3 separate regions of the Homo sapiens genome follow, and all the other regions are linked to region 3. Evidence: chromatin contacts called from ENCODE Hi-C or POLR2A ChIA-PET data. All regions are on one chromosome and are shown on one strand. Each heading gives the region's core, a stretch centred on a gene start or an enhancer-like site at or near the end of the contact. The rest is flanking DNA. Distances are from core to core; before and after follow the strand shown. Region 1 overlaps TMCC1 (transmembrane and coiled-coil domain family 1). Region 2 overlaps PLXND1 (plexin D1). Region 3 overlaps TMCC1 (transmembrane and coiled-coil domain family 1).

The links. A loop is a pair of places that touch in the nucleus more often than their neighbours do. ChIA-PET counts read pairs that join two places held with the same protein, here RNA polymerase II (POLR2A). Pooled maps may share reads with other maps.
Region 1: a map of PC-9 shows a loop between it and region 3 (7-fold over the local background). The contact joins two enhancer-like sites. A Hi-C loop is called at or near these places in 10 of 168 maps with a recorded cell type or tissue (Caco-2, HepG2, PC-9 and 7 more) and 7 of 50 pooled maps. POLR2A ChIA-PET finds 5 or more read pairs at or near these places in 8 of 52 experiments (A673, AG04450, HepG2 and 5 more).
Region 2: a map of aorta shows a loop between it and region 3 (6-fold over the local background). The contact joins two enhancer-like sites. A Hi-C loop is called at or near these places in 1 of 168 maps with a recorded cell type or tissue (aorta) and 1 of 50 pooled maps. POLR2A ChIA-PET finds 5 or more read pairs at or near these places in 1 of 52 experiments (activated CD4-positive, alpha-beta T cell).

What each region holds. Positions count from the first base shown.
Region 1 is chr3:129,692,752-129,695,822 of GRCh38, forward strand. The region is part of intron 4 of TMCC1 (transmembrane and coiled-coil domain family 1); the gene reads right to left. Among named protein-coding and RNA genes, the nearest start is that of PLXND1, 88 kb to the left of the region's middle. Within about 2 kb of position 1,625, at least 3 of the 41 ENCODE cell types and tissues checked have a DNase peak (open chromatin) inside an H3K27ac peak, as active enhancers do; they include PC-9, where a contact is called at or near this core.
Region 2 is chr3:129,594,534-129,597,683 of GRCh38, forward strand. All of the region lies in intron 1 of PLXND1 (plexin D1), which reads right to left. Among named protein-coding and RNA genes, the nearest start is that of PLXND1, 11 kb to the right of the region's middle. RefSeq lists an enhancer at 1,685-2,416. Within about 2 kb of position 1,843, at least 28 of the 41 ENCODE cell types and tissues checked have a DNase peak (open chromatin) inside an H3K27ac peak, as active enhancers do.
Region 3 is chr3:129,649,993-129,653,228 of GRCh38, forward strand. TMCC1 (transmembrane and coiled-coil domain family 1) reads right to left here. Exons shown (of 7, transcript NM_001017395.5): 7 at 1-1,803. The coding sequence ends at 1,489. Among named protein-coding and RNA genes, the nearest start is that of PLXND1, 45 kb to the left of the region's middle. RefSeq lists a silencer at 1,614-1,908. Within about 2 kb of position 1,526, at least 9 of the 41 ENCODE cell types and tissues checked have a DNase peak (open chromatin) inside an H3K27ac peak, as active enhancers do; they include PC-9, where a contact is called at or near this core.

The sequences.
Region 1 (3,071 bases), core at 375-2,874, 43 kb after region 3:
AAGTCTTTTTGTTTTTAAAGGAAAAGGAGCATTTTTTTGTCCCAAACTAAAGTAACAGTTTGTTAAAGAATGTAAAAGACAAATCATTTATTTATTTATTTATTTATTTAAGATGGGGTCTTGCTCTGTTGCCCAGGCTGGAGTGCAGAGGTACCATCTCGGCTGACTGCAATGTCCATCTCCCGGGCTCAAGTGATCCTCCTACCTCAGCCTCTCAAGTAACTGGGACTGCAGGTGCACACCACCATGCCCAGCTAATTTTTGTATTTTTTTGTGGAGATGGGGTTTCAGCATGTTTCCCAGGCTAGAAAGACAAATCTTAAAAAGTGAATTTGATTTGCCTTGTAAAATATACTACTGGGATGTGAAAAGAAGCCATGAAACATGTTAAAATTTTGGCAACATTTAATCAGCTTTGATGGGTTTGCGTCTTTGGTTTACTGATTAATGCCTTCATCTATAATATGAAAGATGATTCTTATTTGTGTATAATTTTCTTAGAGAGCACAATAATTCTCTGGCTTTATGTTGGATTATGTTCTAGATGATTAAATACAAAACAAACCAAACCGGAAAGAACAAAGGTTCTTTACTTGTGAAAGAGCTTAGGTTCTTTACAATTGTAGTACCTTATCTTTTATTCTCATTTTGATTAAATAATCAAGTATTGTTTCTTATCCATGATACTATCTTAATCAGGGGCCCAAATGTCCTTTGTTAACTCTTTTGATCTTGCCTTCCCCAAGATTGAATTTTTTTTTTTTTTTTTTTTTGAGACAGGGTCTCTCTGTGTCATCTAGGCTGGAGTGCAGTGCCTCAACCTTCCGGGCTCAAGTGATCCTCCCACCTCAGTCTCCCAAAGTGCTGGGATTATAGGCATGAAACACTGTGCCCATCCCATGTTATCTTATTGTTCTATTTTTTGTGGCTATATGAGGAAGCCCTTTCACTTTCTCCTTAAACTACTTCTAACCCACATTTTAGTAGATTGATTCTGCCTCTGTGATCTGAATAAAACATTAAGTAGTATCTGATTTTCATGGAATACTGAGCATTCAGAAACATACTGAGTTTTCCTTAACTTATGGCAATACTGTTATTTGCATAGGATCAATACCAATCTCATCTCCTTTTTATCAAGATATAATTGGATTTTGTAACTGTATATACTGGAATCTCATAAATGAGAACATCACATTTGAGAATAATTCTCATTGACAAACTACTTTAAGAAACAATAGTTGACTTGATATAGGGAGCCAATGCCTAAAAGAAAGTACTCCCAGGAACACTGGCCTGATTCCTGAGGTGGTAAGGAAAGTCACTTCCTGGCAAGCCTTAGAAAATACTGGGGACTTGAAGATGAGATTAATTCACCCAAATTTATAGGTACCACAGGTGAAATCTGGTGAGAGAGTTTCTCAGGTGTATTTTCCTAACCTTAGTATAGTAAATAATAAAGAGTGTTTAAAAGTCCAATCTGAATCCTTACGAAAACGTCCACACAGAAGTTAACTGTGTTGTCTTAGTAATTGCTCAAAACTGTATGGCTCTGGATTTGCAAAGATAGTTCAAGGATGCCCCTGTATGACTAACTAGCACTGTGGCTACACCTATGTGAATAATCAGGCCAAACCTAATGAGACTGTCAGAAACGTTTACACCTGAGTAACTTCAGCGTGCCTATGGGCTAGGTAAAGTCAGGTTAAGACCTGCTAGGCTGCATTCCCAGCAACTTCAGGTATTCTTAGTCACAAGATGAGATAGGAGGTCACCATGAGATACAGGTCATAAAGACCTTGCTGATAAAACAGGTTGCAGTAAAGAAGCCAGCTAAAACCCACTGAAACCAAGATGGCGATGAGAGTGACCTCTGTTCCTCCCCACTGCTACACTCCCACCATTAGCTCCAAGGCAGTGTACAAATGCCAAGGCAATGTCAGGAAGTTACCCTATATTGGTCTAAAAAGGGGAGGCATGAATAATCTACCCCTTGTTTAGCATATAATCAAGAAATAACCATAAGAATGGGCAGCCCCTGGGGCTGCTCTGCCTATGGAGGCCATTCTTTTATTCTTTTACTTTCCTAATAAACTTGTTTTTACTTTACTCTATGGACTCGCCCTGAATTATTTCTTGTGCGAGATCCAAGAACCCTCTCTTGGGGTTTGGATTGGGATGGCTTTCTGGTAACAAGACTAACTATTTTGTGATCAAGAATAACATTTGGAGATATTTGGGAGGCTGAGATGGGAGAATCACTTAAGCCCAGGAGTTGAAATTTGCTTTGAGTTGTGATTGTACCACTGCACTCCAGCCTGGGCGACAGAGCGAGACTCTGTCTCAAAAAAAAAAAAAAAAAAAAAAAAAAAAAATCATAATTAATAATAACCTTTGAAAATTATTCTTGATCACAAGAGAGATGGGAGACTGTCAGCAAAATTTATGGAAGACCAAAATGGTAAAAGATTTTGAATGTCCTTTCAAGGGAATGCTGGGTGTTGTCTATTGGACCCTTTGAAGTTATCTGATTGAATAAAGATGTGAATCTTTGTCTTTGGCTAGGTTGTTTTCCAAGTCTTTAGAGACAGAAATTGCCTCATGGACAGTGTTTGTGATGCAATGTGTATTAGTCTGTTCTCATGCTGCTAATAAAGACATACCGAAGACTGGGTAATTTATAAAGGAAAGAGGTTTAACTGACTCACAGTTCCACAGGGCTGGGGAAGCCTTGGGAAACTTACAATCATGGCGGAAGGGGAAGCAAACACATCATTTCTCACATGGTGGCAACAAGAAGTGCCAAGCAAAAGGGGGAAAGCCCCTTTTAAAACTATCAGATCTCATGAGAACTCACTAGCATGAGAACAGCATGAGGGTAACTGGCCCCGTGATTAAATTACCTCCCACCAGGTCCCTCCAACAACACATGGGGATTATGGGAACTACAATTCGAGATTTGGGTAGGGACACAGCCAAATCATATCATTCTGCCCCTGACCCCTCCCAAATCTCATGTCCTCACATTTCAAAACCAATCATGCCTTTGAGGACTAAGCTCTGATTTTTGT
Region 2 (3,150 bases), core at 593-3,092, 55 kb before region 3:
CGGGGACTGGGCTGTCTGGACCCCCCAGCTCCTCCCAAAGCTGGGCTCCTTCCCATTCATCCTTCACGGGAGCCAAAGAGAGCTTTTAAAACTGCAAAGCGCTTAATGCAACATGGGCTCCTGGAAAAGAAAGCAGACGTTTGTGGAGTGCAGTCTGGAGTTTAGTTGGGAGTAAAGAACAAATGTTGGCTTCTTAGTTTTGACAAATGTACCACGGTAACGGTAAGATGTTAGCAATGGGAGAAACTAGGGGACGGGTATACAGGAACTGTCTGTACTATCTTTGTAACTTTCCTGAAAATCTAAAATTATTCCAAAGTAAAAAGTTTATTTTGTAAAAAAAAAAAACCCCGCAAAGCAGGTCACATCTCCTGTGCAGCTCAACAGCTTCCCATGGTTCCCTAGTGCTGTCAACACAAACCCAAACTTTGCTCCTGGGCCCTTGAAGCCCCACTCAATCTGGCCCTGACCTCTGTGGCCTCTCTCAGCCCCCGTCCCCGCCAACTCCTCCCTCAGCTTGGACAGCCCAGGTAGGTAGGGCCAGTCCTCCTGGGCTCCCCTGAGTGGAGCCCATGTGGCACGGGCTCAGTGGTGGCCTGTGGACTGTGTCCAGTCTCAGTCCAGCAGCCCAGCCGCACACAGCCAGGCCAGGGTATGAAGCCACACCTGTGACTCCCAGACCCCAGCTCCTTCCACTTCAGCATGCACTGCCTCTCAGAACACTGTGCAAGCTGACACCTCTGCTGAGAGTAAACTGAGGCAAGGAATGAGCCATGGGCACACTGTGTGCCAGCCCTGGGAGGGGGCAGGACGGACTCGGTCCTGGGTGGCCTCTGGCAGCAGCCCCCATGCCAGGGAGGAGACCACCTGCTGCTGAGAAAGTAAATACCAGCGCCTTCAGGGGTGACCAAGAGGCTTCCTGGAGGGGCTGTAGGGAGAAGATGGCCAACCAGGCCTAGCACCATGGTCAGGAAGCCTGGCCTTAGCCACAGAGGAAAAGCAGCCTGGAGGAGCACGTTGGAGAAACCAAGGCACAGAGAAGAGCAGAGGCTTCAGACAAACGGCAAAGGACACAGCAGCTCTGGCAGACCCTTCGGGGAGGCCTGCCTTGGTTTCCCTGACCCCTCTGGAAGAGGCGGGTCACCCAGCTCCAGGGCTTTGAGGTTATCCAGACCAGCTGGACACCATCTGGAAGGGCTGAAGCCAGCCAGCCAGGCCGCCCTGAGGGCCAACACACAGACTGGGCATGATCTGCCCACCCACCCCAAACAGGCATGGCCTGGAAGGACAAGCCCCAGGCTTAGGTCACAAGCCTGGCTGGATTAAGGACCTACTGTGTGACACTACAGCTACTGGGGGCACCTTACAGCCCTGGGGGTGCACGCACGCACACACACACACACACACACACACACTCTTGCTGCGTACCCATTTTACAGATGAGAAAGCTGAGGCTCCTGACTCCTAAGTCTCACAGCTCTTACCTCACTATGGGAGGCACCATCCCCTCTGAACCTCGGACTCCACATCTGTAAAATAAGACAGCAATAGCACCCACCACCTAGGGCTTATGGAAGGACTGAGCTCATAGGAGCCTTCAGTGCTAAGCACTGTAGGTGCTCAATAAATGTTCCCAATTAGCTATGCAGACCACGGAGCAGAGGCTCGGGAGCTCCCGAGGACAGGGACAAGCCACTCCACCGCTTCCTGAAGTCAAAGCATCCGAGGCTGGATGGGCTACACCGCCCTCACCAAGGACACAGTAGTGGGAGCTCTGGCCTCGGCCTGCTCTGCCCTGGCGCCTGGGAACCACCGCCACAGTCGCTGACTCAAGCAGCCATTGTTTAGTTAGCTGGACGCAGCCCCTAGACACCCAGCTCCCCCTTCATGAAGCTGTTTCTCATTCCGGCCCGGCCTGGCCCCATTTCCAGCTCCCCTCCCCCTGGGTCCCAGAGGAGCACAGTGTGGGATGGGCAGCCAGCGGCTCTTCCCTGGCCCAGGGAAAAGGCTTCCCTCCCCCCAGCAGGAGGGGCAGAGCACGAAGCCAGTCTTTCCAAGCCCTGGAACAGTTTCCCTCCCAGCTTCCTCCCCTGAAGGGACTCCAGGCCAGGAGCCGAGAAATAGTTGCCTCTCCAGGGAACACTGGCAGTTCCCTCCTGGGGCTGGGGGGACTTGGAGGTTCGATCTCACACCCTCCTCCCCAGCCCCTGGTCTCCTCGGGGTCCAGCCCATATGCCTGGCCGCAGGCTGTGCTCTGCAGCAGGACTCTACCGCTGGTCCCAGAGTCATCGCACGACCGCTGTGGACACAGCCAAGAAGACAGGGCTGCTTGGAGCCTTGCGCAAACATCTCCGGGCTGGATTCCATGAGCTGGGGACACAGAGGTGACAACGGGGCCCTCTCTCCAGCTGCCCACATCCGAGCTCAGAGGCCCAGCCCCAGGATGGGGAGGGGCAGCTTTCTCATAGTAACAGTTCGGTAGAGTGACAGTAGCAAGCAGCTGTGTGCAGTCTGCTTTGTGCTGAGACCTCTTTCTGTATTATCTCATTCAACCCTCACCACACCCTGAAAGAGTTGATGCTGCTTTACAGTAAAGGAAACTGAGGCACAGAGAGTTGAAGTGATTTGCCCAGGGGCACACAGCCGGAATGGCTAGATCCAAGCCTCCAGCGCAGGCCTGCGGGCTCCAGATCCCCGCCCTTAACCACAGCCTCCCCACCCGCCGCTCTGCTGGGAGCCACCAATGGTTGCCAGGAAATCAGCCGCTTGGAGCTGGAAAAACCCTGGGTTTTGAGCTGGGGAAACTGAGGCCCATCAAGGTGATGGCTGCTTCTAGAGAGCTCAGTCACCTCAAACAAAGATAGCGGGCAGAGGCTGGAGAAGGGCACAGGCAAGGGGGTTTGGCCACTTTCCTGGGCCTGGCCTCCACTCCAAGGCCTCTGCCTGCGGGCCCCCCCCCATTATTTACCGATCAGAGCATAAAGTGCTACATGATTAACGCCCCACTGGGGCCTTGCCGGGACTCGTAATGGAGCTGCGAGCTTCCCTCCCCCTCCAGCGCATGATTTATCAAGTTTCAGGGTAAAGGACGGTGGACTAGGCGGGGAGGGCCCCCGCTGGCGCTGGCCCCCAGATCTTGACTGCATCGAG
Region 3 (3,236 bases), core at 276-2,775:
TTTCACACCCAAAACTTGGGTCCTGCTAACCTGACATTTCCTTCACTGCTCTTTAGGAGAATCACCTTTGGTTGATTCTCTTAGGCAGACAGAATAAAGCTTTGAAATTAAGAATGCTGGGGCCAAAATGAAGACAGAAGACTCCACATCATCACTTTGGTTGTAATTAGGGGTGTTAACAAAATAAATTAAGGAAACACAAGGACTTATTTATGACTCTTATAGTCTCAACTTTTCCTAAAGACAACCCCAGCCCAAGATCACTGGGTGAACGTTTTCTTGGGGCAAAAAAAAAAAAAAAAAATCCCTATCCTACTACACTGGTTTTTGGAAACAGCCTCCTGCTCTCCTTGCACAACCCTTTCCTCTTCAACTAAGCCAAACCCATAAAACGGGGGCGTAGGTATGTCGGGACACCAAAAAGCAGCAGCAGCAGCCAGAGGGAGTTTAAACTGCATCTCAAAACAAAGGCGGCAGAGGGCAGCATTTACAGCAAGACTTTCTTACTCAAACTGTTTCAAGACAAGAGGGAGCAGCACACTTAAATATCCACACATTTCTTCATTTAAAAACATCACTTCTTTATTTCAAAGGAAAAATAAAAGACCCTCCCAACCCTGTCCAAAAAAACCCAATAATAATAATAACAATAATAAAAAATCCTATTAGAAACCATAAGGAAGCACTGAGAGTTTGAGTATTACATTCTTCAAGTATGCTGTTCGGATTTTTTATTTTTAGGTTGGTAACTATACACATATAAAAAAACCTTAAAAGTGCGGCCAAGGGATTTTGCTTAAAATTAAGTATTTAGAGGGCTACTTAAAAATACTGTAGTAGGACTGTGCAGTGATCCTTTGGGGGATGATGCTTTCACTTTTGTATCCTCGTCAAGGTTAAGGGGCAGGTTCAAAAGTGATCATACTTCCAGGATTAGCGTAAGTGGCCAACTTGGGTGAGAAAGCCAGAGAGATCCATGTGTTCTTCCACGGACAACGAAAATCCACCCCGAATCCAAAAATTCAGACATGGAATGTGGTAGGATTTCACAGTAAAGTTAGTCTGGGATAGGGAGAGGTGATGAGCCCAGACAAGGCAGGGTGTTAGGTTTAACTGGTTTGCCCTCATCAGGTTTTCGCATCTTTTTAGTGGGTTTTAGTGCAGTCCTTCAAGCCACAATTTAGATTGCCCTTCGGTGTGCTCCAGATTGTTGGTTCATATTAAAGGACTGTTTTAAGATTTGCATCCCAAGGAAAATCATGCTACATAAAAATGATCCAAGATTTTCGCCCAAAAAACTTCTTGGATAAAATCTAAAAAATACTATTGCAATTGCGTCTCTTGAAGAAAAAAACATTATTCTAAATGTAAACAGATTCACTCAACTCTTTTTTTGTTGTAGAAAACTTCAGAGTAGGTAAGTTGCTGTCTAACTCTCTGCTGCATGCACTCGCCAGAGGGTAGGGAACAATGCCTTCTGTGCCAGCATCATCTAGGGGATGAAAAGAACCGTTCCACATAGCTGAAGAGGGCGTCCCAGTGCTTCCAGAGAAAGGCAATAAAAACCACAAGGAATAAAGTGCTGAACGTCCTGTTGCGAGTCTTCATGAGGGGGACCACACAGTTGGCTACAGTGGAGACAAAGACCAAAAGGACTGCCATGACAGCCAGGAGGATGTTGATGAGTTTGCCCAGAAGGTTCCGGGCAGTGGCATTCTCCAGCCCTTCTAGCTGCACCACCTGCTGCTGCTGCTGCTGCAGCTCCATCTTGGAGATGCGCGTCTGGCATGCCTCCAGGGCCTCCTGTGGGCCAGAACAGGGAAGAGTTAAGCCTTCTGCTCACAAGTATTCTGAGATGCTGACATGCCCCCTGGGCAAGCCAGATGCATCTTGAGCAATGCCAATGATTTTATAAATATGCTGGAGCCTTGAATGAATGTAAAAGGCTAGATGTATAACTCACTATTCAAGTGATTATTATTCCCCCAAATTGCCCTCCACTGCATTCCAGTGGGATGAGTCACAGGAAGCAGTGGCCACACTTAACATTTATTTAGTCTAGAACATTTTAATGACAAGACCACAAATATATGCTCTTTTTTCATTGAAAATTAATCTAAGTTGCACAGAATATATTTGTTCAACATAAAAAATTTCAAATAGGATAGTCTCTCTTGACATTTCCTTCAATTCCAATCCCTGTCCCTGAGGCAGTACTGTTTGTGTTCACCCTTTTATGTGTGTAAGTGTATGCATATATGTGTCAAGGAAAATATACGGAATTATTATTTTTATTTCCTATCTGTAAACTAAAAATAAAATCCTAAGACCCCCAGCCAAATGAACGGACTCCCTCTTGGCCAAAGTGGACCCCAAAGAAACCTGAAAAAGTGAGTTCTTGGCAATGATGGGAAAGAGGCTGGACATGCCTTATTATATCCCCTCCCTTTTTGAGTTGTGGCACAAATGACCAGCATTAATGTGAAAATAGAGATCATAAGACTGACAGAATGGACTCTTTGTGGCAGTAAGACATCAAATTATAAACAAGACCTAAGGCCATGCCAGACAAGGTTAAATCTCACCCTATAAACCATAAAATCTCATCAGTTTTTAAAAAAATTAACTGGTGTTAATGTGGCTTTCTTTCCAACCTGACTCAGGTATAGCATCACATGACAGACAACAGACTCCGTTAACTTAGGCATTTTTGTACTGGCTTCAAGTCTTTACACAAAGCTTAACTCTTTCAACCGACTGCCAGCTAAAAAATTCCTAAAGCCCACTATGACTTGTTAGCCCCTACTTAGAGATGGCCCACCTTTTTGGGCCAAACCAATGTATACTTTCCATGTGTTGATTTAGGATTTTACCTACAATTCCTGTCTCCCTGAAATGTATAAAGCCAAACTGTAACCCAACTGCTTCAGGCATATTTTCTCAGGACCTCTTCAGACTGTGTTCCCCAGGCCATGGTTACTTGTATTGGCTCAGAATAAACCTCTTTAAAATATTTTACAGGGTTTGGCTTTTCCAAACATGGAATAGTATCACACTATAGGAATCGATTCACAACTTGCTTTTTTTTTCATTCAACAGTGGGTCTTGGTGATCTCTCCATGTCAATACACAGAATCTACCTCATTTTTTTTTAACTGCTGCCTGGCATTTTATAGTATGGCTAGGCTATGTTATAATATATGCAGCTAGTTCCCCCTTGGGGATTTTTAGGTTGT